2 separate regions of the Homo sapiens genome follow, and region 1 is linked to region 2. The links are chromatin loops, found by intact Hi-C in ENCODE. Cell type or tissue: B cell. All regions are shown on one strand. Each heading gives the region's core, and the rest is flanking DNA. Links, peaks and the distances in the headings are about the cores only. Region 1 has its middle 28 kb from the start of YIPF5. Region 2 overlaps ARHGAP26 (Rho GTPase activating protein 26).

The links. Peaks named below come from ENCODE experiments on the same cell type or tissue, not always from the same donor. Only the 100,000 strongest peaks of a DNase experiment are listed, where the experiment ranks them.
Region 1: a loop joins it to region 2, with 22 times the contacts of the local background. A loop is called at or near these places in 11 of 110 quality-filtered maps.

The regions. Positions count from the first base shown.
Region 1 is chr5:144,136,975-144,148,890 of GRCh38, forward strand. It overlaps the pseudogene RN7SL87P. Among named protein-coding and RNA genes, the nearest start is that of YIPF5, 28 kb to the right of the region's middle. In B cell, for the core only: CTCF peaks have their summits at 5,495 (motif pointing left) and 5,720; a DNase peak (open chromatin) is centred at 5,387.
Region 2 is chr5:142,916,807-142,928,722 of GRCh38, forward strand. All of the region lies in intron 10 of ARHGAP26 (Rho GTPase activating protein 26), which reads left to right. Among named protein-coding and RNA genes, the nearest start is that of ARHGAP26-AS1, 54 kb to the left of the region's middle. RefSeq lists enhancers at 1-317, 318-818. In B cell, for the core only: CTCF peaks have their summits at 5,509 (motif pointing right) and 5,718; a DNase peak (open chromatin) is centred at 5,535.

The DNA of each region.
Region 1 (11,916 bases), core at 1,726-9,725, 1.2 Mb after region 2:
AGGCATAATAACACCTAAGGCTGTGGTGAGTAGGGTAAGTCTTCAGTGAGCCAAATTTTAAGTGGATGCCACAAAATCATATTTTAACGTAATTTAAAAACAACCTCAAATTTAATGCAAAAAAAAACCATGATGAACAAAATATCAAAAAGGCTTTGTGTGTGAATGACTGAAAATACTGACCTTTAAATCTCTTGGAATTTTAACAAAAGGTTGTAGAGTCACATACACAGCCTTTTCTCACTGCCACTGTTGGGTAGCCATTTTGAACTTTCAGTATCTTTTGATTTAAAGAGTCTGAGAATGTTCACAATTATCCAGTCTTGCTTATGCCATATTATTGACTCATTTTATTTTGTTTGTTTTACTTCCCCCACTAGAATTTAATCTCTATGAAGGCATGGATTTTCTAAAACATGTTGAAGCTGAAATAGTTTTAGATTTACAGAAAAGCTGCAAAGGTAATAGAGATAATTCCCATATATTCTTCATCCAGCCTCCCGAATGTTAACATCTTATAAAATCATGGTACATTGATTAAAACCAAGAAATTGATCTTCATAGTATTGGCACAATAGTATCGAATGAACTATATATTTCATGTAGATTTCTCCAGTTTTTCTATTAACATAATTTTTCTGTTTCAGGATCCAATTCAGGATTCACATTGCATTTAGTCATTATGGCTCTTTAATCTCCCCCAATTTGTGACAGTTTCCTCTTTCTCTTTCTGCTTTTCATGACCTTGACACTTTTGAAGAATACTAGTCAGATATTTAATCAAATGACCTTCAGTTTTGGTTTGTCTGATATTTTCTCGTGATTAGACTAAGGTTATGAATTTTGGGAAAGAATATCAGAAGTGATTAAAGTACATTAAAAAAATCTCATTCAGTGATGTTTCCTCAGCATCTAGAATTGTGCTTGGCATATAGGAACATTAAAATATTTGTCAGTTATTTGAGACAGAACTTATATGCATCTACCTGATGATGTCATGGCTGAATGATGTGTATATACAGATTTATAGCTATTAATTTTTTTCTAAAAAAAATGCTTGTAAAAGGTTTCTAAAGAAAACTGACTTCACTGAGACATGTACTTACATCCTAAATCAAGGTGAAAATGCTGTTTTTAATTAACTCTAAGTTATTGACTGTCAGAAAACAAACAAAAGACACGAAAATATAAGAAAGCTAGATTTAAGTACAGTGTATGAGATTCAAAAAATACTCACTAGTTTCTCTGCCAAATCATACAATGTTTTACACTTAAGTAAGAGTTGGAATTTGTAGAAGGGAAGCAGGTGGGTCTTGCTATGCTCTGTATTGCCAGCATCCAACATCTTATGTGCCCCTCATGGGTGCTTTACATGAGCATTTGCTTACCCCAATCTGTGCTACTCAACATACTGCACGAGGAAGTGCATACTGGTTCCTAGGCAGCCACTCCAAGTGGTTCGGCAGAAATGTCACAGGCTAATATTGAGTCAAACAAATAATCATTCAAATTCTAGTTCTACTAGGGCAAGTTTCTTGAGCTTCCTGAATTCCATTTTCTTTGTGTATAAAAATGGAAAGCCTTTTTACCTTTGTTGTCAGAGGTGAAACAAAGTGTTTTTTTTTTATTTTTTTTTTTCAAAATGTTCAGCAGGAATCCTAGCACATAGAGGATGGTCAATAAAGAATCTTTCTTATCTTTCCTTCTGTTTCTTTTCAGCTTCTCATCCTCTCTCCTGGTGAAGATGGGAGGGTTCCATTATAATAGACCACTGCCCCCAAGGAGGCACACTATTGACAGACAGAACCGGGAAAACGTGTTTGTCGATTTGCCACTCAGAAGTGTCATGACCTTGGATAGGTTATTAACTAACCCTTTTTTTTTATCTGTATAAAGGAGATACCAGTAATTACCTCAAAGAGATGCTGTGAGGATGCATAAAATGCTTAGGACTCTGCCTGAAACAAGTAATTCCTAATACATACTGCTTGTTGTTATAGTGGATAGTTACATTTTATGCACATGGCAGGTGATGGTAAGACAGCTATGCGAGGGAGAAGAGGAAAATAAAACCAGATTTATTATGAAGAAAATGAAAAACAGCGAATGATGTGTTATAAGAAGAGAATAATTTTGCCTGGCTCAGTAGGTACTTTAGAGCTGACTCTAAACCTTTCATGATTTAAACTTAACAGTAAGGGATAGGGAGAGGGGAAGGGGACATTGCTCTCAATTATTGTAGCATTTCCAGAGGTTTGAAACATGGGTCAGCAAATCTTTTCTAGGAGAGGTCAGATAGTAGATATTTTAGGCTTCAGGGACCACATACAGTCTCTATGTCCTATTTTGTTGTTTTCTCAGAACATTTTTAAAGCATAAATACAATTCTTTGGTCCACTGACCAAGGTCTGCTGATCCCTGGTAAAGTCAATTACTATATTTGAGAGAAATTTGAAGAAAGATGTAATGAGGAGGTGAGCTTAAGGGTTAGAGCATTATATATTTGCTGTTAAGGGAGAGGAAGAGAATTGCAGAATGGACAATTAAACCCCTTGTCAAAACCACAGAATGGAAGCAAGAAAAACCCAGAGTCAAAATCCAAGGCTTGGAAAAACATTCCTTTCATATATAGATAGCTCGTGATTTATTTGCGACAAAACCAGCAGGAAATTCATTTGGCCAAAGCTGTTTATAACTATTAGAAGATAATTCTCCATGGGCCGCTTAGGTTTCTGCACATCACGTGAGCAAGGCACTCACTGCTCCTTTGTTCCAGACTGTCTTTTGATGAACATCTGTGCAGTGAACAGCCTTGTAAGATAGAGATGTTGTCTCCCTCTGGAGCACGGACCAGGCATGCTTACTGACTATCCTAGAAGATCTGGGTTCCCTAAAATAAGGCTGTTTTTCTGTAACACACCCACTGCATGTGATCATCTGGCCTTCTTAATGATGGAAAAGAATGCTAGGGTAGCTGTCTTTTATCTCTTACCCAAGAGCCTCATGTCATCTGTCAACATCCATGAAACTCTGGCAGATTTACTTCTTAGCTCGTAAGTAGGAAAATATCTCAACCCTTTCACATGTTTGGTAGTGATAGAAATAACAATGAGGGACTAGTTAAAGCAAGACAGCTAGAACACTGTTTAAAAATTTACCTTTAAAAACACGTTTAGGAACATCTTTAAATGGTATGATACACTGAAACAGGAAAGAAGGTGGAACGACATGGTAAACAGTGACCTATTTAGCCTGCGTGGGTGATTTGGGTGAAAGTATCACATCGCCAAGGTCCCCCTCACATCTAATTTGGCCATTTACCTACTAAAATTGTACACATTGTTCAAAGGGCTTCTCAAATACCACTTTTCCTGGAAGGGACCTTTTCTTCAAAGCTCAATAATTTATACTGCTTCCATTAGCATACCATTTCAATAGTAGTGGTCTCATGGACTTGTTGGCTTATCCTAAATGATAAATCCAAAAGATTCTAGAATGTGTATGTTGTTAATAAATGTGTATGTTTTCATTTCTTTAGCTATTATGGTTATTGTGCCAGTCTTATGTAGATTGTAAGCTCATTGAGATTAACGATCCACTTTTATTTATCTTTGTACCCAAATTAGGTATTTGTTATAGGCTGAATTGTCCTACCTCCCCCGAAATTCATATGTTGTAGTCCTAATCCCCAGGACCTCAGAATATACTGTATTTGGGAGATAAGGTCAACATACAAGGAATTCAGTTAAAATAACATCATTAGGATGGGCTCTAATCCAGTGTAACTGGTATCCTTACAAGAATCAGGAATTTGGACCCAGATACAGAGGGGAGACCATGTGAAGACACAGGGAGAAGATGGCCACCTGAAAGCCAAGCAGAGGCCTCAAAAGAAGTCAACCCTGTCGGGGGCAGTGGTGCGTGTCTGTAGTCCCAAGCACTAGGGAGGCTGAGGCAGGAGGATCGCTTGAGTCCAGGAGTTCTGGGCTGTAGTACCCTATGTTGACTGGGTGTCTGCACTAAGTTTGGCATCAATATGGTGACCCTCCCAGGAGTGGGGGGGGCCATCAGATTTCCTAAGGAGGGGTTAACTGGCCCCGGTCAGAAGGGGAGCAGGTCAAAACTCCCATGCTGACCAGAAGAAATCAACACTGCTGACACCTAAGCTCAGACTTTGAGCCTCCAGAACTATGAGAAAATAACAAGAAGAAATGAATTTCCATTGTTTAAGTCAAAGTCTGTAGGACATTGTTATTGTGATCCAAATAAACTAATACAGTGTTCAAGATTTAGCTCTTAAATAAATGAACTTTCTATGGAAGCCATCCCTCCCTGTGGGTTAGATATTTCTCCTACTTATTGCTGGCACTAACTTCTATCATATCACCCACTTATCACATTTCATTGTAATAATCCCTGTATTTATTATTAGTATATATTATATATTAATATATGGTATAATATATATTACATATGTTGTATATGTTATTATATATTATAATAACATTATATCTGGTGAAAGTGACAGAAAATCTGGTTCAAATAAGATCAAGCAAAATGGAAATCTTCTGACACTTCAGAAGGAGATCTAGCTTTGGGCATGTTTTGATTTAAAGACTCATATTGCATCACTAAGGCCAGTCTCTTTTCATCTCTTAACTGCCTTTCTTCACACTAGTGTCATCCTTAGACTTCATGTCATGGCAAGGCAGCTGCCAACAGATTCAAGCCTACATACTCCCAGGTCACTTGATACTCAAGTTTCAGCAAAATTCCCCAGGTTGCATTTCACTGGGTCAGGCCACACGCTTATCCCTGAAGCAATTAGTGGAAGCAAAGGATGCAACGCTCAGGCCTAGGTGGAATCCATGCCTTGCCAGGAAGTCAGAGGCAGAGTCAGACACCTGAAACCCAAGTACTGAGGGAGGGAGAGAGGGATAGGAGGTGCTTTCCAGAGGAAAATTGAGATCCAGGAGAAGGGAAATGGATGTTGGGTGGGAAATATCAAGTGTTCTTGATGCTTGTTTGTTGCTCTCATATGACTGTTAAGCTCCCAAGGACTAAACAATCCACTTTCTTTATCTTCTGGACCTAGCAAGTTCACTAAATATAAAATAATAGGCACCAGTAAGTGTGTATTGAATGAATAAATGCAGTAGATGCGGCACCATCAATGAAGCATGAGAAAGAGATTTCTGTTCCTGTTGCAACCAGGACAGAGTGGAGTTTCACTTGTCTCCAGAGTTAGAAAAAAGCCTGCAGCCTCACAGCCTGAGCCTGGCCTATAGAGGAAAATGGCCCTCTTCCCAGCAAGTAACACACAGGCAGTTTTGGTGAGACTGTGCATATCAACTTTGTGATCAAATTCTATCTGGATGTGGAAGAGCAGTTGAAAATGAAGATATAAACAAATGAGGAAGGTGTGACAACAGAAACTGTCCTAAAATTTTCTGTTCTTTACTTCAGTCGGCAAGTGGGAATGACATCAGATAGGTTACAGAACCACCTAGTGGTGAAAGAGCATCTATGCTGGTATTATAGTATAGACTTGTGAGGTCTGTGTGTATAATGAGCTTAATCTGCCATCCTGGGTGTGGGGGAATGTTGTGCCTCAGTCACTGAAGGGTCTAGGTGCCCTCCTTGGCTTCTGCCTCTTCTCCTACTTCTGGGAATGCTACTGAGAGCAGGGATTTGGGATAAAATGTGTCACCTATATTGGCTTTTCATCTCTACTTTGTTACAGGAGATGTTGGGGAAAAGAGATGTTGACATGACAAAGGAGGCTGAAAACGTTAGTGAAAATCTCAGTCCAACATGTTCTTCTCACATCTATCAACTCCTACTTTCCTTAGAATCTGTGAGGGTGGGGAACACATGAGGGACTTCCAATTTCTACTTCAAATACTTTTGTACTGTAGGAATCAATTTACAATATGCATGCATTGCTTCTGTGATAACAAAAAAGAGGAACCATTTGAAACAAAGAAATGGATGTCACTTCCTCAGGAGCTTTCCCTGATATTTGAAGAGCAGAGTGCAGAAAACCTGCACTGATCTATCTACAAATCTCCCACATGCATTTTTGAGGTGTACAGCTGGCATTACAAGCATAGACAGTGGCTTTGGCACTAAATGGTGCTAACTTTTTCAGATGGGAAGTTGATCCGTGGACCTTGTTAGCCTGGGAACTCTGATCTTCCCCCAGAGAGTCTTGCTTTGGGCAGTACAATACTACAGGCCCTTGCCCTTGCCCCTCATTCTCAAGGGAGGTGGCTTGCTGCAGTATTCGAAGGAAATGAGGCTGGCAGATGAAGATGACTTGGTACTTCATTCATAAGACGGTAGTCACAATTCAAAATGCAGTCGGTGGCCTAGAAGTGCAGCTCTTTATGATGTTCTACATAAAGAGTTCCAAAGGCTTTAGATCATAATACATACAGCAGAATTACTGATAATTAAGTACACAATATTTAGAAATGTATCATTCCCCAAAGCTGTATTTTGAGGAGGGTAATTTGTGACCTGATGGTTTGGAGAGGGAGAGACACCAGCTTCCAAAATACCAATTAGGAGAGTGTTGTAATAATACAGGGGCAATAACGATGACAATTGCCATGGCAGGGAAAAAAGCGTTTCTTTGCCAGCACTGAATCCTCATTGTGCCCATTACAGTGCCCAGCATAGTGTAGACCACTGATAAGCATTGATTGAATAAACATTTACATAACCTGGATGATTAACCATAGTACTGTAGAGGATGAAGGCATGGGTGAGACTTGAAAGAATACAGAAGACTTGCCTAGTTCAGAGATGTAAGAAGCTATGGGGAGAGAAAATCAAATGATGACTCTGCATTCTTGTTGGTTAGTGGTATGGATGTGAGAAAGAGATGGAAAGGGAGAGAGGGAAAGGGAGAAGAAGAGAGAAGTCAAAAGGGCAACAGGAGATAGGAAGGAGAGAGAGAGAGAGAGAGCAACCCACTGAGAGAGAGAGAGAGAGCACGCAATGTGAAGGGACAGACTTTCAGGGTAGAAGAGGGAGGAAGAGAGGAGTTCCACTGTGCATAACTTGACTTTGAGTTGCCAGTGGGGTATCTTAAAGAAATGTCTAGCAGGCAATTGATAATAGGTATTTGAGCATGAGTGTAGTGTTGGTGTTTGGGATATAAACTAGATAGATCTAACATGGAGGCAAAAGTTGAATCTGTAAAAGCAAACAAACTGTCTTGGAGGGCAAGATGTAAAGAGAAAAAACAGGGCTCAGAATTGAGTTCTTAGAAACACTCACTACTTCAAAATGTATTGGGAACGCTGGATAAACTTGAAGGTGACAAGTTTCTGCAGTTGCCAGTTGGACTCTTCTTTACCAAAGGCTAGGTAAAATTACTTGATATTTTGAATGTAGACTATATAGAGAGTTATTCAAAGCCAGGTATAAAGTGGAAAATCCTGAGGTACACAGAAGAAATAAAATATTCCCAACTCTTATTTGTGCTTTGTTTTAAAATTCTCAAAAGCAACTCCAGGTTCTTCAGTTAAAAAGTTTACAGCTAAAGTTTGCTGTCGTTTTAGTCCGTTGGAGTATCCTTTTTCCCTTCTATTTTTGCTTTTGTCTCCACTTTGTAAAGAGGTTGCTGAAACCTGTGCATCGAATTCTTTACAAAGCAACCCAGCCACTAAGGGACAATCAAAAAGGAAGCACAGTGCATTTATAACAACTTTGCTGGGAATTGGTGGGAGGGGAACCCAAAAGGAGTGCTGTCTAGATCAATGACCCCAGAGCACTGGGATAAGTTAATTGGCAAACCATGAAGGAACATAATGGGAGAACCAAGAGGGGCTTAAGCAACCTTTTTAGGATTAAAGGATAATACCTTTGGCAGTAACCATTTTTCACTTCCTTTCTTCCCAGTGGCCCTCTTCTGGTAAGTTAACAAAAACAGTACTTTCCCAGGTGTAGTCAGACATCTAGAAATAAGAAACTGCCTGGATGAGGTAGCTGCTGAGCACAATTACTGTCTTGGGTAGTGCTGAGGCACCAAAAGGTTGCTGGAGGGCATGTTGAAATAAACATACATCACTTTTACTGATGCAAGAGGAAACAATTTCTCTACCAGGGGTGTGTATATGTGTGTGTGTATGTGAGAATGTGCGTTACCAGCATCAATTTGGATAGGTAAATGGAAACGTGATTACTCCACAATGATGCAAGTATGATGGAAACAATGCACTTTTCACCAAGTAGATATCACATGGAAGCAGGACCCAGGTGTTTCCTTTCTGAAGGAAACTCCCAACAACACTGAACAACACTAAATCCAATGTCAACAATGAAATGCATTGACAGAAAAGTCCAGTGATTCTTAAATCAGATTCTTAAAGGCTTATAACACTGTAAATTCAGCTCATAAAACTGAAAAGGGGAGAAATTAAAAAGTAATCATTTTAATTATCATGTTTGTGTTACATTTAGCCAACCGCTACAATAATATCATTTGGCATGTTCTACTGTAATTAATCCAGTAAGTGTACAAAGTAAACAGATTAGAACTATTTATAGCTCTGAAGCTCAAGTGGAAATGAGATATTGCCCAAGTACAATTACAATAAATATAGGGCTTGTTGACACTCCTTCAAATTATGCTGTTAGGACTTTTAACCCCCCATGTTGTTCTTTAACTGTATCAGCCTTCAGAAAACAAAGAAAATTCCAACAGTGGCTCTCGTCAGACTTATTATCAGATGTACACATCAAAGTGAGTAACCAGGTCCTTGTTTTATTTGAGCCAAATTAGGTAAATCTCATTAAAGATATGCTAACTAACATATGAACACCAGTGCAGTTTTAAAAGAAATCTCTGCAATGAGGTACAAAGAACACATGATTTTATGAGTCAGTCTCACAGAATAAAAGTTATGGTCAAGATTCGTATCATTTACTGCCATAGATGCCTTTAGACCTTTACTGCCATAGATGCCTTTAGATAATAATGAATTATATATAAATGAAAGGAAATATATATCTGGCACAAAAGATAAAAAAATCTATATTGAGAGGACCATTTTTTAAAAGGTAATATCCCTCACTTAGTAAAAACAAATGAAAATTGCTCACAAGACAGCTGGTCAACTATTTAGGTATAATACGTGCAAATTAGGTCCAAAGTAATTATATTCACAATTGTAAGAAAAAAAATGGTCTCTCGTGATATTGCTGCTACAAGTATTGCTGAGACCACTACTGTCCGTAATAATAAATAGCACCTACTATCTATTGCACACTTTTAGTTTACAAGGCACCATATTAAGTACTTGGCATTCTTTCCCTCAGTTAATCCCACAAAGGCTCATGAAGGAGGTGCAGTAGTTATCCCTGTGCTGAGATGAGAAAACTGAGACTAAGTGAGGACAATTCCTTTATGATTCTAGTACAGAAGCTGGCTTTTGAGCTCTGGTTGATCAGATTACAAAGCCTGTGCTCTTAAACACCATATTGTCTCCTGACAATTTCAAATGAAGAGTCTGAGTGAGGACTTTTGAATGCAGATGAAATAGTCTGCTCTTTTTAATTTTATTTTTTGTAGAGACAGGGTCTCATTATGTTGCCAGGGCTGGTTTTGAACTCTGAGCTCAAGCAATTCTCCTGCCTCAGCCTTCCAAAGTGCTGGGATTACAGCTGTGGCCCACTGTGCCCGGCTGGAAATGGCCTACTCTTTGTCTGGTTTGAGTGAAGCCAAGAAAATCCACCTTCTGTTGCTTACAGAAGAGGCCACAGTTTTGCCTCAGTATATTGGGCTTAGGCTCTGGTTTTACCCCAACCACAGGTTAATGTAAACAGCTCATGAATATATATCTGTTTATTATCTACAAAAGAATGTCCTGCATGTGTGTAGTCATTTCACATAAATGGTCTCTTTTGATCCTCTCCTTGGTGAAGTGGGCAGAGGAAGCATTTTTATCCCCATTTTACAGGAAGTAGAAAACTTACTTTATTCAATGCTGTATGATGGATTGAGGGCAGAGCTAGAAGTAGAATCTATTTTTCCCTCTTCTCCCAACCATTTTGCACACCAGCTTAGCTCTTCTATGTGAGGGAAAGCAAAACAACTACAGTAGCCCAAAAGATTTTCCAGTCACCCTCCAAATGAAGTGAATAACATCTGGCTTCATGTTCTCATGTTATCTGTAATTTAAAACTAGAGGCAGCTATCTCTAGTTAATTTCAAAACTGAACCCAAGTTCACTAATCCAACCCTGAGAGACAGCTCTACTTCTCATTTGTTGTCCCAAAAGCCCTTTGGGGAAAAATAAAAATTGTAATTCATCAGTTCAGTGCTGTGTATGTAATTTATTTATTTTTTCTAGTTTGCCCTTAGGATAAAAAATAAATTATAAGGCAACATGAATTCCATTCAAATGTGTCAAATTATGGCTATACTCTTTGTTAGTTAGCTATGTAATCATAGGGCAAACACTTTGCATCTTTAAAATAACCTAAAACTATAATAATAACATCTATTTCACTGGCTTGTTGTAATATTTAAATGAGATATGCATGGGGGACATCTGTCAGGGTGCCTGGCACGAGGCATATGACAAGTACGTTTTAGTTGCTGCTGCTGCTGATGTCACTCTGCAATGCATTCTTAAATGCATATTCAAAGCTATGTACCCAAATAGTGATTATGCTTTTGTCCATTTATCTTAATGTTGAAGTTAATCAGATTTGTCAACTAATCCAATATACCATTCAACTGGGAATTAATATTGATTAATTTGCATCTCTCTTAATAAAGGATGTAAGGTGTCAGAGCTGTGAAGACAGTCCTTGCCCTGGATGAATTCACTTAGGCTTTCTCTTTACTTTCTCAAGTAATTATTAGGATTTCACTAAGTTGTGAGCTCCTTAAGGGCAGAGCTAATTGTTTTTATCTGTATTCTTCCATAGAATCTATCATATAGTAGCCACTCAGTAAACATTTGTCGAACATTGATTTGATGCCAGAAAACTAAAAGCTATTCATCCATTAAAATAATTTATATAAGCTTTGAGATTTCCAGTATATCTGGTCAACAAGAGCACCTCTAATTCTCTGGGATCTGAATTATATTCTCAGGCACGGACTCCTTTATTTTATTCTGAGCAGAGCTTATAACACAAAAGAAAGAGGGAGAGAAAAGGAGAAAAAATAAGCAGAGAAAGAAAAGAGAGAAATAAGGAGTGACCGTATAGAAGAGAGAACAGAGAATTAATAATTTTCACTTTTGTCTTTCACCAAATATCCTTCAGTAGTTTTTAGTATGACTATTTATAACTTTTACAGCTACAAGTAAAAAAGCTGTTGGTTTTTGTATTAAAATATTTCAATTAAAATGGTAGGACAACTTGGACCTGATTTGTCATTGCAGCTATTATCCATGGTTTGGAGATTCCCGGAAGTCTTATAGTAGCAGAGTAGAAGGGAAAGAGCATGAGGCTTTGAAATCAGACAGATGTGGTCCTACAGCAATCTGTATTACCTTGTCCAATTGAATTAACCTCTTAGAGCTTCAATTTATTTATCATTAAAATAAGACAATATTAATTCTCTTCTGAAAATTGTATCAAGATCCAGAGCACAAGCTCTGGAGTAAGGCTCAAATGATGGTTCCAACGTTTACCCACAGGGTAACTGTGTGAACTTCATTTTCCTTATGAATGAAAATAAATATTAACGATATTTACCTCATCAGGTAGGGAGGAGACAAATTAGAGAACCAGAAATAACTCCATTCTACACATTAGTAGACCTGCATTATAAAAAATTATACTAAATTACTATATTTTTAATTTTTTCAATAAAAATTTTGTGGAAATTTGTTCTTTCTTATATATAATATGCATTTTACATCTATAACACCTATTTTACATGTATAG
Region 2 (11,916 bases), core at 1,698-9,697:
GGAGTGAGGCAACTGGTAGTATCAGAGCATTTCCTATAAGCTGAACACTTTCATCCTTGTGTTGTGTCATCCTCACTACAACCCAGGGGGGTAGGTCCTCCATTATTCCCATACTGCTGAGGAATCTGCAGTGTAGGGTGGTGAGGCCGTTTACTCAGGGCTAAGGTGGGATTTGAACTGAGGTTCTCAGGAGCCTGTTCCAGGGCACATTGGTGCCTCAAGACTTTGGAATTTTTTTTTTTTTTTTTTTTTAGATGGAGTCTTGCTCTGTTGCCCAGGCCGGAGTGCAGTGGCACGATCTCAGCTCACTGCAGCCTCTGCCTCCTGGGTTCAAGCAATTCTCCTGCCTCAGCCTCCTGAGCAGCTGGGATTACAGGCATGCACCACCATGCCCAGCTAATTTTGTATTTTTAGTAGAGATGCGGTTTCGCCATGTTGACCAGGCTGGTCTTGAACTACTGACCTCAGGTGATCCACCTGCCTCGGCCTCTCAAAGTGCTGGGATTACAGGCGTGAGCCACCACACCTGGCCTAAACTTCAGATATTTTAGAAACATTTTCCAGTGATGAGCTCAGAGCTGTTGGTGGTTGCATTTCAGAGACACCGCAGTGTCCAGTTTTCAGGCTGTGAAATCTGGGAAGTGCTATTGGCACCCTGTCAGTTGCATTTGGCATTGTAAACTACAATGAAACTGTACAATATAAAGTACAATGAACTGAAGCAGCAAATTTGCCTCTCTTCTTATATCTACTCCTCTGTGACCTTCAGAAAGTCCTCCCGTGACTAAATTAAAAGAAGCAATGCAGATAGAGCACAGTGACAGGCACATGGCACTGAATAGGTGTTCCATGAATGGTTTTTTGGTTTCTGTACACCTTTTCTTCCATCTTTTATTTATTTGTTTAGAGGTGGGTGGGGTCTCCTCATGTTGCCTAGGCTGGAGTTGAACTCCTGGGCTCAAGCAATCTTCCCACCTCAGCTCTCGAGTAGTTGAGAAGATAGGTACACCACTGTCACTGTCCCTAGCTCCACCTTTTATTTTTAAGGTGACACTCTTTTTTTTTTTAATCCAGGACAGCTAGCATGAGTAGGAGATATCCTAGCAGTAGTATCACTTGTCAGCTAATTGTTTTCATTGTATCACAATACATTGCTGTCAGTTTGTTAATCCTCAAATCCCTGACACATAAGTCCTACAGAAAACTGTTGTCATTCTTTGAACAACGAATGAACTGAAAATCAAATTAAGTGTTAATCCAGGCCAATGGGATTTAGATCTATGGTTCTTGAACTTTATGTTTCAAGGATCCATTTTATTTTATTTTATATTTTATTTTATTTTATTTATTTTATTTTTGAGACAGAGTCTTGCTCTGTCACCCAGGCTGGAGTGCAGTGGTGTGATCTTGGCTCACTGCACCATCTGCCTCCCGGGTTCAAGCGATTCTCCTACCTCATCCTCCTGAGTAGCTGGGACCACAGGCATGCACCACCCCGTCTGGCTAATTTTTCTATTTGTAGTAGAGATGGGGTTTCACCATGTTGGCCAGGCTGGTATCAATCTCCTGACCTCAGGTGATCCGCCTGCCTCGGCCTCCCGAAGTGCTGGGATTACAGGTGTGAGCCACCGTGCCCGGCCGAGGATCCTTTTTAAAACCAAATACATTTCTAGAAATCTACTTTTAATTCTTATATATCTAAGTTGTTTTACCTTTGATATCTAAAAAGTAGACCTATACTCTCATCTCTGTGTCCACACCCTTTTGTATTGGCTTCTACATGATTTCAGAGGTCACATCTCCTCTAATTTCTTTTCTCTAGTGCCTTCCTTTTTTTCAGAACTAGTTTTTGGGGTGGGGGGGATGTTCAAACCTGAACTACTGAGGACCCTAGGATTACATGGAGCAAATGTTTCACAGACTAATGTTAGCTCTTCATATCTCTGCTTTCCCTCAAAAAGATTTCATTGTTCCTAACATCAAAAAGCTAAAGTTAGTAGAAATTCTTTGTATTTCTTCAATCTCAAACCGAAAACTTGCTTGGATCAAGGTATCATGTCAGTCCAATCAATATAATGATTCTTTGAAGGTTCCTTCTGATTTCTTTTGAAATTCAGTTTAAAGACTCTAGCATTAATAATATGATATGGCTTTAAATAAATGTAACTTGTAGTAGTTGTGTGGTATGGCCACAACATGCTCCAAAGGATAATTTTAAAAAATTTCCTAGCAGATACTAGTTATAGATTAAATTGTGTCCCTGCCAAAATCATATGCTGAAGTCCTAATCCCCAGTATCTGAAAATGTTGCCTTATTTGGAGATTACTTGATAGAGATAATCAAGTTAAAATGACGTCATTAGGGTGGGCCTTAATGCGATATTACCATTGTCCTTGTAAAAAGGGGAAATTTGGACCCAGAGATGGACATGTACACGAGAAGATACCGTGTTAACATGAAGGCAGAAGTCGAGGTGATGCACCTACAAGCCAATGAACACCAAAGGTTGGCAGCAGAGCACCAGAAGCTAGAGGAGAGGCATGGAGCAGATTCTTCCTCACAGACCTCAGGAGGAACCCTTGATCTTGAACTTTTAGCCTCTAGACCTGTGAAGCAATAAATTTCTGTTGATTAAGCCAGCCAGTTTGTGGCACTTTGTTACGGCAGCCCCAGGAAATGAACGCAGTTTGAATAGGGAGGGCCTTTCTCAATGAAGCAGCACTCATGCACCCAGCAGCCTTTAAATGGATAACTCAACACCTACTGCTTGAACAATCCCATTGCCAAGGAACCCCACTTCACAAAGCAGCCCATTCACATAAATTACCTTCTTCCTTTCTTTTCTTTTATTTTTTTACATGATTATAGCCTAAGCTTTCATTAGCTTTTTAAAAATCACCCTTTTTTGGCCTAGCGTGATGACTCATGCCTGTAATCCCAGCATTTTGGGAGGCCGAGGCAAGTGGATCATTTGAGCTCAGGAGTTCAAGACCAGCCTGGCCAACATGGCAAGACCCTGTCTTTACTAAAAATATAGAAAAAAATTAGCCGAGCATGGTGGTGGGCACCTGTAATTCCAGCTATTCAGGAGGCTGAGGCAGAAGAATTTGCTTGAACCCAGGAGATGGAGGTTGCAGTGAGCTGAGATCGCGCCACCACACTCCAGCCTGGGTGACAGAGGGAGACTCCATCTCAGTAAAATAAAATAAAAATCACTTTTTTTATTCTTTAATGAAGCAGCATTCTTGGGTGCTTTTGTATTACTTTGCCATAGCACCAAGCATTTGAAGGTTTATAATTTATATTGGTTAATTGAATAAAGACTAGATTGATCATTACAAAATGTGTCAACTCTTTGAGAGGATTTAGTGTAAAATTTCTGGGTTAAAAAATGGGACATGATTTCAAAGCAGCCATTAGTGGTAGCAGGATGTGAATCGGTAGTACTTGCTTATGTCTGTGTTCTGTCACTTTGAATAATTCACTCCGTCATGCAGTGTCTTAAGGAAATTCATGAGCAAATATAGGGAAAATATTTGTTTAGGCTAAAGAATCATGGTACTAGTCATTTGCCAGCATCCCTGGATTTGTTTATTTTCAAGAAATTTCTCACAGATGTAAGTGACACGTGGATATTTTCTCTCAGGTGTTTTCCAGGAGGGCCTAGTAAACCATGTGAAAAATAATAAAACTTTTTCTGATTCCCTGAATCAATAAAGTCTCTTGAGGGGCAGTGTTTACACTGGGGAAGGGAAATGATTACTTTTTTCTGGGGTTAGCTGACTCTCACCAATGTCCATACATTTGAAAATGCTGTGTGTTAAGTGCCCCTTTCCCAGCATTGGTACTCTCTAGAGGTGGGCAGCAAGGATAGCTTCTTAGAGATGGCAAGGATATTTAGTGCTGGAGTTGTAATAAGGGATAAGGCAAGAATAAACTTATCTTCATGGAGCTTACCTTTGAGTTTGGAATGCTCATATATACTCAAGCAACTAAGGTATAAACACCAGGATGTTGAGTGTTCCAGCAAACCTGGAGGGCCAGAATACTGGGGGGAAAGTAACAAACAAGAGGACTTTACCCTTCCATTCTTACAGGGGACGATGGCATGACTGGAATACGCTGAATTCATTCCCTCCCTCCTTCCTTCCTTATTTTATTGAGCATTACTACATGCTAGAGACTACTGGCAGTGGAGATATAAAGTTTACAAATCTGTAGGACTTTCTTAACAGACCTCATCTGATTTTCTTTCATACCAGTTCCAAAGTCCTTGTTTTGCAAGCTTTCCATGAATAGGTAAAGGGCAGTAGCTCTCCTCTGATCTAGTCCCAACCTAGCATTTCACATCCACTGTCAACTCTATTCTTCTTCTTCCCAGGTAACCTGCATTTGCACAGTAATAAGCTTTTCTTTGTATTGGTTGGTTGGGTGTTTAATTAGGTATGTTTTATATACCTCTGTTCAATTCTAAATATCTGTCTCAGGTGATTTGCTTCCAGAGGCAGAAGAACATTTTATGCAGCTTTTAATACAGTAATATGTGCATATGGCTGTTCAATTTTATTTTTTATGGTGACGTAATTTTGACATGGGTTAATTATTTTCTTTGAGGCCATGGTAAACTATTGTGTAAGAGACTAGAGGAGCTTAATCAAGTTAGTTGCTATTTAAACTAAACTTTTAGCAGGTGCTCACTTAACCTGCATTTGTGTACTGTTAGGGAAGAGACCCAGGAAAACTGAAGATTGGTGAAAGTCAGAATAGTGGAGGCCAGAAAGATTTTTGAAAGATCTGAAGAATCTACTGGAACCCTCAGCACCCTCATTTCAAATATGTTTGTATGGCAGGCTGCATGATGCAGGTAAAAAAGATAAGAGCATTCCTAAATTTGAATTTGGGATCTGTTCCTTACTAGCTGTGTGACTCTGGGTAAGTGGTTTAACCACATCTGTAAGATGGGGTGAATTATCACTACATTGCAGGATTTTTTCTGAAGGTGGAACACACTAATATTCCCCTCTGATGGAGTCCTATGTCTGAAAACATGGCTGTTGAATTTTTTTCTATACCCTAAAACCTGGGGCTTTATTGTTGTGATGGTGAACCTTAGCTTTGGTGGATATTCCTGTGAGCCTGCTTTTTGTCTTAATGGTGCTCCTTTTCCTGTAGTGTCATGAGTTTTCAAGTTATCTATAAGCTGAGAGGAAATACAGGTGCATTCGGGTTATATGTGCAAAGGGCCTGCTAGGGTAAGATTCCATTTTCAAACTGTGTATGTGATAACCTGTTGTTGATACATGCTTCAAATAAAGATAAAGTGTTATGCCCTCTCTTTCCAATTTATGGCCTCAAGAAGAAACTGTATTAATTTTAAATTAAAATAATATTGTTTCTTCTAGCTTGCTAAGAGGTGTGTGTGTATGCATTTGTGTGTTTTTGTGAAATTGTGTGACTGAGATTATGTGTTTTCCAAAAAGGATCATCTTATGTAACAGACTTTGTTTCAACATTCAACCTCTAGATGGCAGTTTTGTGTATGTATTAGTAACTATTAGAAGGTCCAGTTGAAAATCAGCTGTCCTATATACACCTTGTATACATTGACAGAAGAGTGTGTGTGTGTGTGTGTGTGTTTTCTGTAGAAAAAAATAATCATGAGAGTATTATTCCTTAAAGGAAGAAGAGTATCCTAAATGACTCATTCATTCTCTAGAAATTCCTTCCTCCCACCCTTTCATCACAAATCATTCATACCCACTTTCTTGCAAAAACAAACATGCTCAGTTAGTTGGGCCTCTGTTTAAACATTACCCTTTACCTGGCTCTTTGAACTAAAGTGCCAGGCCCTTTGCTTTAGGAATGGCTTATTTAGGATGGTGCAGAAAAGATGAGTGATTTCACTGTCCTGTGTGTGCTGAGAACCTGGCAGTCCTACTTTTCCCTCCTGGTGCAACGTGCCTTTATCTTTTGCAACACATGAATCCATTTTTCCTGGTTTCAGACTTCCCCTCCCTCCCCTTCTCACCCCTTGTTTGAAATAATATTTTATTTTGCCTTCCTGCTGGTTGGATTAGAGTGCTGGTCTCAATGCCATGACATTTCAGGCAGGAAATGGAGTTTTCCTTCCTCAGAGGGTGTTATATGACTCTGACTTCCATGACTTGAGTTGGGAGACGATACCATAGTTTCTGAATTGCTTTTTGGCTGTTCTGTAAAATAAGTTAGTGGAGAAGTTCTTGGAGTCTTAGAATTCATGTAGTTTGAACTTGTCATGGAGTTTTTTTTTTTCTTTTAATTAAATGAGAGCATGCCTGTTTGCTGTTTGATTCTGGTTTAACAAAGAATGGGGTATGGTGGTTAATGGACTTGATTGGGAGGGTGATTGAGGCAACCCTATTTTTACTCTTTAGTCTGCCTGGTGAAATATGGAGTTTTATTGGTTGAATATACCAGTTTATTTACCAATTTCTAAATATAAAATGAGTTTGTCTTTTTAAAATCAAAACCAAAAATGAGCTATTATGTAATTCTGGATAGAAGAAACAGTTCAACCAGTACATTCCACTTATGTACATTTCTGTTGATTGTGAGATAGAATAGTAAAAATGAAAAAAAAATACATGAAACAGAAGCTATATTTTCATAGTTTGTTATCAATAGTAGTAACAGGTATTTGCATTCTCCTTGAGTCTCACTCATCCCATCAGTGAATAATGCCTTGTCCTTGTGCAGTGTGTTAACATTTGCTTGCTTCTATGTCCCTGATACCTAGCATGATGACTGGCACATAATAGGAACTCAGTCAATATCTGTTGCATTTAAGAGCCATGCAATTTAATATGCCAAAGATGTCTTTGGGCTTCCCGATGTTTTACGACTTCAGTCTCTCATAAAAATGTAAGAACTTATCTGATGTGGTTGGTGATACCTACTTTTTAGACTATTATTATTGCTATGATCCTAATTATTTTAGGAACATTCCTCTAAAAATACTAAGGTTGCAGGCTTTAATAGGTTATGATTCATTCATTTATTAGGATCAGATCCTTTTTTTTTTTTTTTTTTTTTTGATACGGAGTCCTGCTCTGTCGCCCAGGCTGGAGTGCAGTGGCGCAATCTCCGCTCACTGCAAGCTCCGCCCCCCGGGTTCGTGCCGTTCTCCTGCCTCAGCCTCCCAAGTAGCTGGGACTACAGGCGCCTGCCACCGCACCTGGCTAATTTTTTTGTATTTTTAGTAGAGACGGGGTTTCACCGTGTTAGCCAGGATGGTCTCGATCTCCTGACCTCGCGATCCACCCGCCTCGGCATCCCAAAGTGCTGAGAGGATCAGATCCTTTCTAAATAATTGATTAGAAGCTACTTCCAAAACCTTCTTAGAGGGTTGACCCTTGCTTCCTCCCTCCCTCCTCTTTCCAACTCTCCTTCCCTCCCTCCCTCCTTCCTTCCTTTCTTCTTCTCCTTAAGATGCTGGTCTTTCTGGATCCCAGGACATGTATGCTACATGCACAGGGGGGCAGTACAACATTGTCATTAAAGCATGGGCTTTGCTTTAGATTCAGGCACACCTGGGTTCAAGTGCAGGCTTTGGCACTTACTAGTGGTGTGACATTATGCAAGTAATTTATGTGAGTCTCAGTCTTTTCACTTTTAAAAGAAGAAATAATGGTAGTGTCTACTTCATACAGTTATTGTGAAGAATGAATGATAATACAAGTAAAGTCCTTAGCACAGTGGTTAGCACATAATAAACACTCAGTAAATCTACCTGTGGTTTGGGGGCTGCCAGTTGCAGCATCTTCTGGTTTCTTACTTCCTCTGTCTCTCACCTGTACCACACCCAGATTATCATGGCATATTATTAATTCTTTCCATGCACAAAGGTCTTGCAGAAGGACCTCAATGGTTTATTACATCAGAGCACGCATAGTAGTGCAGATTCATATGTTCTGTCTCCAAATAGTAGATTACCATTGCCTTCCAGTGATGGCACTGTGTCCTTGAGTATTGGAAGAAAAAGGGAAGTAGCCCAAGTTCCTCCTTTGTGGATGACCTGGAGATACTCTCCTGAGTTTGACTGTAAGGTGAATCAAGAATATAGACAGGCATCCTTCATTGTTGGTCTTAATGCATGAGATGGATGACTTTATAACATGTAATGATGACCTAGGGTGAAGCTCAGATAGATTCAGAGGAAGACACAGACAACAGAAGTTGCAAACTGGTGGTCCACAGACATGCTTGGTTTGGCTTGAATAGTGTTTGAGGCAACAGTTTAAAACTGAAAAAAATCTTTAACTGCTGATCATGCCTTCCCGCATGCCAGCTACCGGTTGAGCTGAATGACAGATATTTCCTTTAGGTGGGGTGTGTGCTCTCTGTTCTGCCGCAGTCCCCACCATGCCCTGTTGCCCACCTCCCCCATGAAGACGAGTGACAGCTTTTTTGCTTTGCACTTGCACTGTTGTTTTTCCCACAGAGGGGAGATAATTCTTTGTTCTTTGTTTCTATCTGAAAGTAAAACTGCAAAAGAAAAAACCAAGAGCAACATAAGACCAAGTCTATTTTCCTTGGATTAAAGAATTTCTTATCCAGTTTCCCTAATTTTTCTTACTTACCGAGTCTCCGTAGACATTTGGGTCTGTAATCTCATAAACAGACATGGAAAAGGTGTCATTCTCCAAGATTATTCTATGTGGCTTTGGCCATATCTTTGTGTAAATGAAGCTCTTCTGAACCCGAACCATTGCATTGTCCAGGAACTGTTAGGAATTCATTTTCCCAGTAGCACTTTAGAAACAAAGGACCACTTCCCTTCCCTGGCACTTGCAAAACTCTTCTTGCAAGTGGATGGCAGCTGATGCTCCATTCCTTATCATTCCCCTTTGTCTCCTAAATAAGCATAAGGGGCAGGTTTCAGACACAGGCTTTGAGATTGTGTGTTCCTGTGGGTGCCTCAGCTCTTCTACTTTGAATTTGACCCTTAAATATACAGTAGTGTGGATGGAAGCTGGGGAATGAACTCTTGCCAACAGAAGATTTATAGTCTTATGAATGAGTAAATTCTAGATCTTTGGAGGTTGATTTAGAAAGAACGGTACTGTTAAATTCTGAGTGTTTTTGTTTCAGTGGGGTGGAGTTAGTAATAGCTTTTCCTTGTCCAATAGGAAGTGGGTAAATTGCCAAACCACTGAGATCACTATTGTTGACTCAGATTCAGGAATAAGATTAGCGTAGGAAAGCTGTCGAGTAACCCTGGAATTGGGGCTGGTTGTGATTCTGTTTGCTCTTGGCTGGTGAGGAGGCTATGAGTTGGTATAGCCAGTGGTCCCAGGATCCTGAATGTGTTGCTAAACCATATACTGCTTTCCATGGGCTGTTTTTAGGGGCCAGGGTTGGAGGAGATATGGTGTTGGGTAGCAACTTGCCCTGTAATAGATGGAGAGCTGTTTTCTCCATGGCTCCTGCAGTGTGAGAGGTGAGGTGCCAGCTTAGAGAAAATTCCAGATCCTCGTTCATGATTCTTAAGCAGATCCAGATTCTTAAGCAGATCCAGATTCTTAAGCAGATATAGCACTAAGGACATATTCAGAGTGAAAAGGAAGTGCTGTATTTTAAGTGGATTCTTAGGGTTGAGCTCTACAGAGGATTTTTAAGTCATTTGCTCCTTCTCTCATCTGGCGGGTGGAGGGAGCTCCTTGGCAGATTTTTTAGAATTTGCCAAAGACCCCTTCTCTGTTCTTATTAGTTATCAGATGTTAATTTTAAAAGGGAGTGGTAGGCCACTTTGTTGCGTTACTCAGGAGGAGAAAGGAAATGGCCATTATGTCAGTGCAGGTGTGTCCCTTCAGCCCTCAGCCCTGTGTGCTTTGTGGTAGAGGCATGAATTTCAGTGCTGTGTATGAGTGTGTTGGGAGTGGGAATCACACATGTCATTAGCACCTGTGGGTTGTTTCTTTTCCCTTTGAAACTATACACACCTGCCCTTCTGCAGCCGTAATTTTAACCTTACCCCATACTTACCATCCTGTTCCTGCTCACCCCACCTCTACCTGCCCCTGTGATTACAACTAATTTTTGGAGCATTCATCGTGTGCCTGACACTTTGAAATGCCGCATACACTTCTCATATAACCTTCCCAGCATGCCCTGAGGTGTAATCCTGGTAACGCTGGGAGACAAGTAATTGAACTGCTCTATGCTACTGTTCTTTAAAACATAGGTAATAAGAGTAGCACAGAATAGTTCAGTTGCTAGTCTGCCGTGGTTATACATCTAGGAAGCACTAGAATCAGGATAACTAGTGAGCCTAAGTTATTGATGAGAAGTCATAGCTCTTGGGTATTTAAAACGATTTTTACTGAGGTGTAATCACAGTAAAATGCATGACTCCAAAGTCTGTATTTTAATAACTTGTTATACACACACAACTGTGTAACCACCCAGATGAAGATATAGAATGTTTCTGTCACTCCAGGAGATACCCTTGTGCCCCTTCTCAGTCACTGCCCATATCTCTTTTCAAAAAAAAAAAAAAAATCACTCTTCTGACTTCTGTTGCCATAGATGAGTTTTGCAAGTATTTGAACATCATAGAAGTGGAGTCACACAGTCACATAATCTTTTGTGTCTGGTCTCTTTCCCTCATCATTATGTCTCTGAGATTCATTCGTGTTGTTGCATTTAGCAGTAGTTGACTCTTTTTTTAAAAAAATTGTTGTATGGTATGCCATTGTTCAAATATACAACAGTTTATCCATTTATCAATGGATATTTATTTGTTGTTGTTTTTGCAATTTTTGGCTATTCTAAATAAAACTGCAGGTATTCCTGAATGCGTCTTTTGGTGGACATATGCACTCATTTCTCTTGAGTATATATGTAGAGGTAGAATTGCTAGGTCATAGGGCAGGTTTATGTTTAGTTCTAGCAGATATTGCCAAAGTAGTTCCATCAACTTATTCTCCCATCAGCAATGTATGAGAGTCCCAGTTACTCTACATTTTTTGCCAGTATTGGTTATTGGTGGCCTTCTAATGCCCTCTATTCAGGAGGGTACTTGTTATATCTCATTGTGGTTTTAATCACATTTCCCTCATAAGTAATCAGTTTGGGCTCTATTTCTTAGCCTTATTGGCCATTTGGATGTCCTCTTTTATGAAGTGCTTATTCAAGTATTTATTGTATTGGGTGGTTCATTTTTTCTTACTCACTTGTAGGCATTCTTTACATATTCTGGATATGATTCTTGCAGGAGATAGATATTACAGATATCTTCTCTCACTCTGGTTTGACTTTTAATTTTTTAAATAAAAGTAATTAAGTAATTAAATTCATCTTTTGATGAGTGTAAGTTCTTCATTTTGGTGAAGTCCAATTTTTCAATATTTTTTCTTTATGATTAGGACTTTTTGTGTGTGTGTGTTTTTTTTTTTTTTTTTAAAACTCATTGCCTTTTCCATCTCTTGAGTATTTTAAGACAGATAAAACATGGAGAACCACTTCTATAGAAAGTAAGCCCCAGTTATTCTGGACGCTATTGAATTCTTGTTTTGGATTAGCTCGTTGCCTAGAGTAGCGTTGTAAGCCCTCATATTTATGAAGCACTTTAGGTTTTTACAGAGCTCTTTATCATTCAATCTCATTTAATCCCGTGCAGGAGCTCACTAAGGTGTTTGCAGAAGTGCATGGCTGATTTTGACACCAGAGGACTTGGGTGGTCAACGTGAGCTCTCTGGGGGCTGCGGTGCCATCACATTTGCCATGGCATTGTGCACAAGAGTTAAGGGTTGGAATGCCTGTGTTCACATCCTGGCTCTATTATCTTGCCAGCTCTGTGATTGTGGACAAGATACTTAACCTCTCTGAGCCTTGGTTTTCTCATCTGCTAAAGGGGAATAATAAGAATATACTTT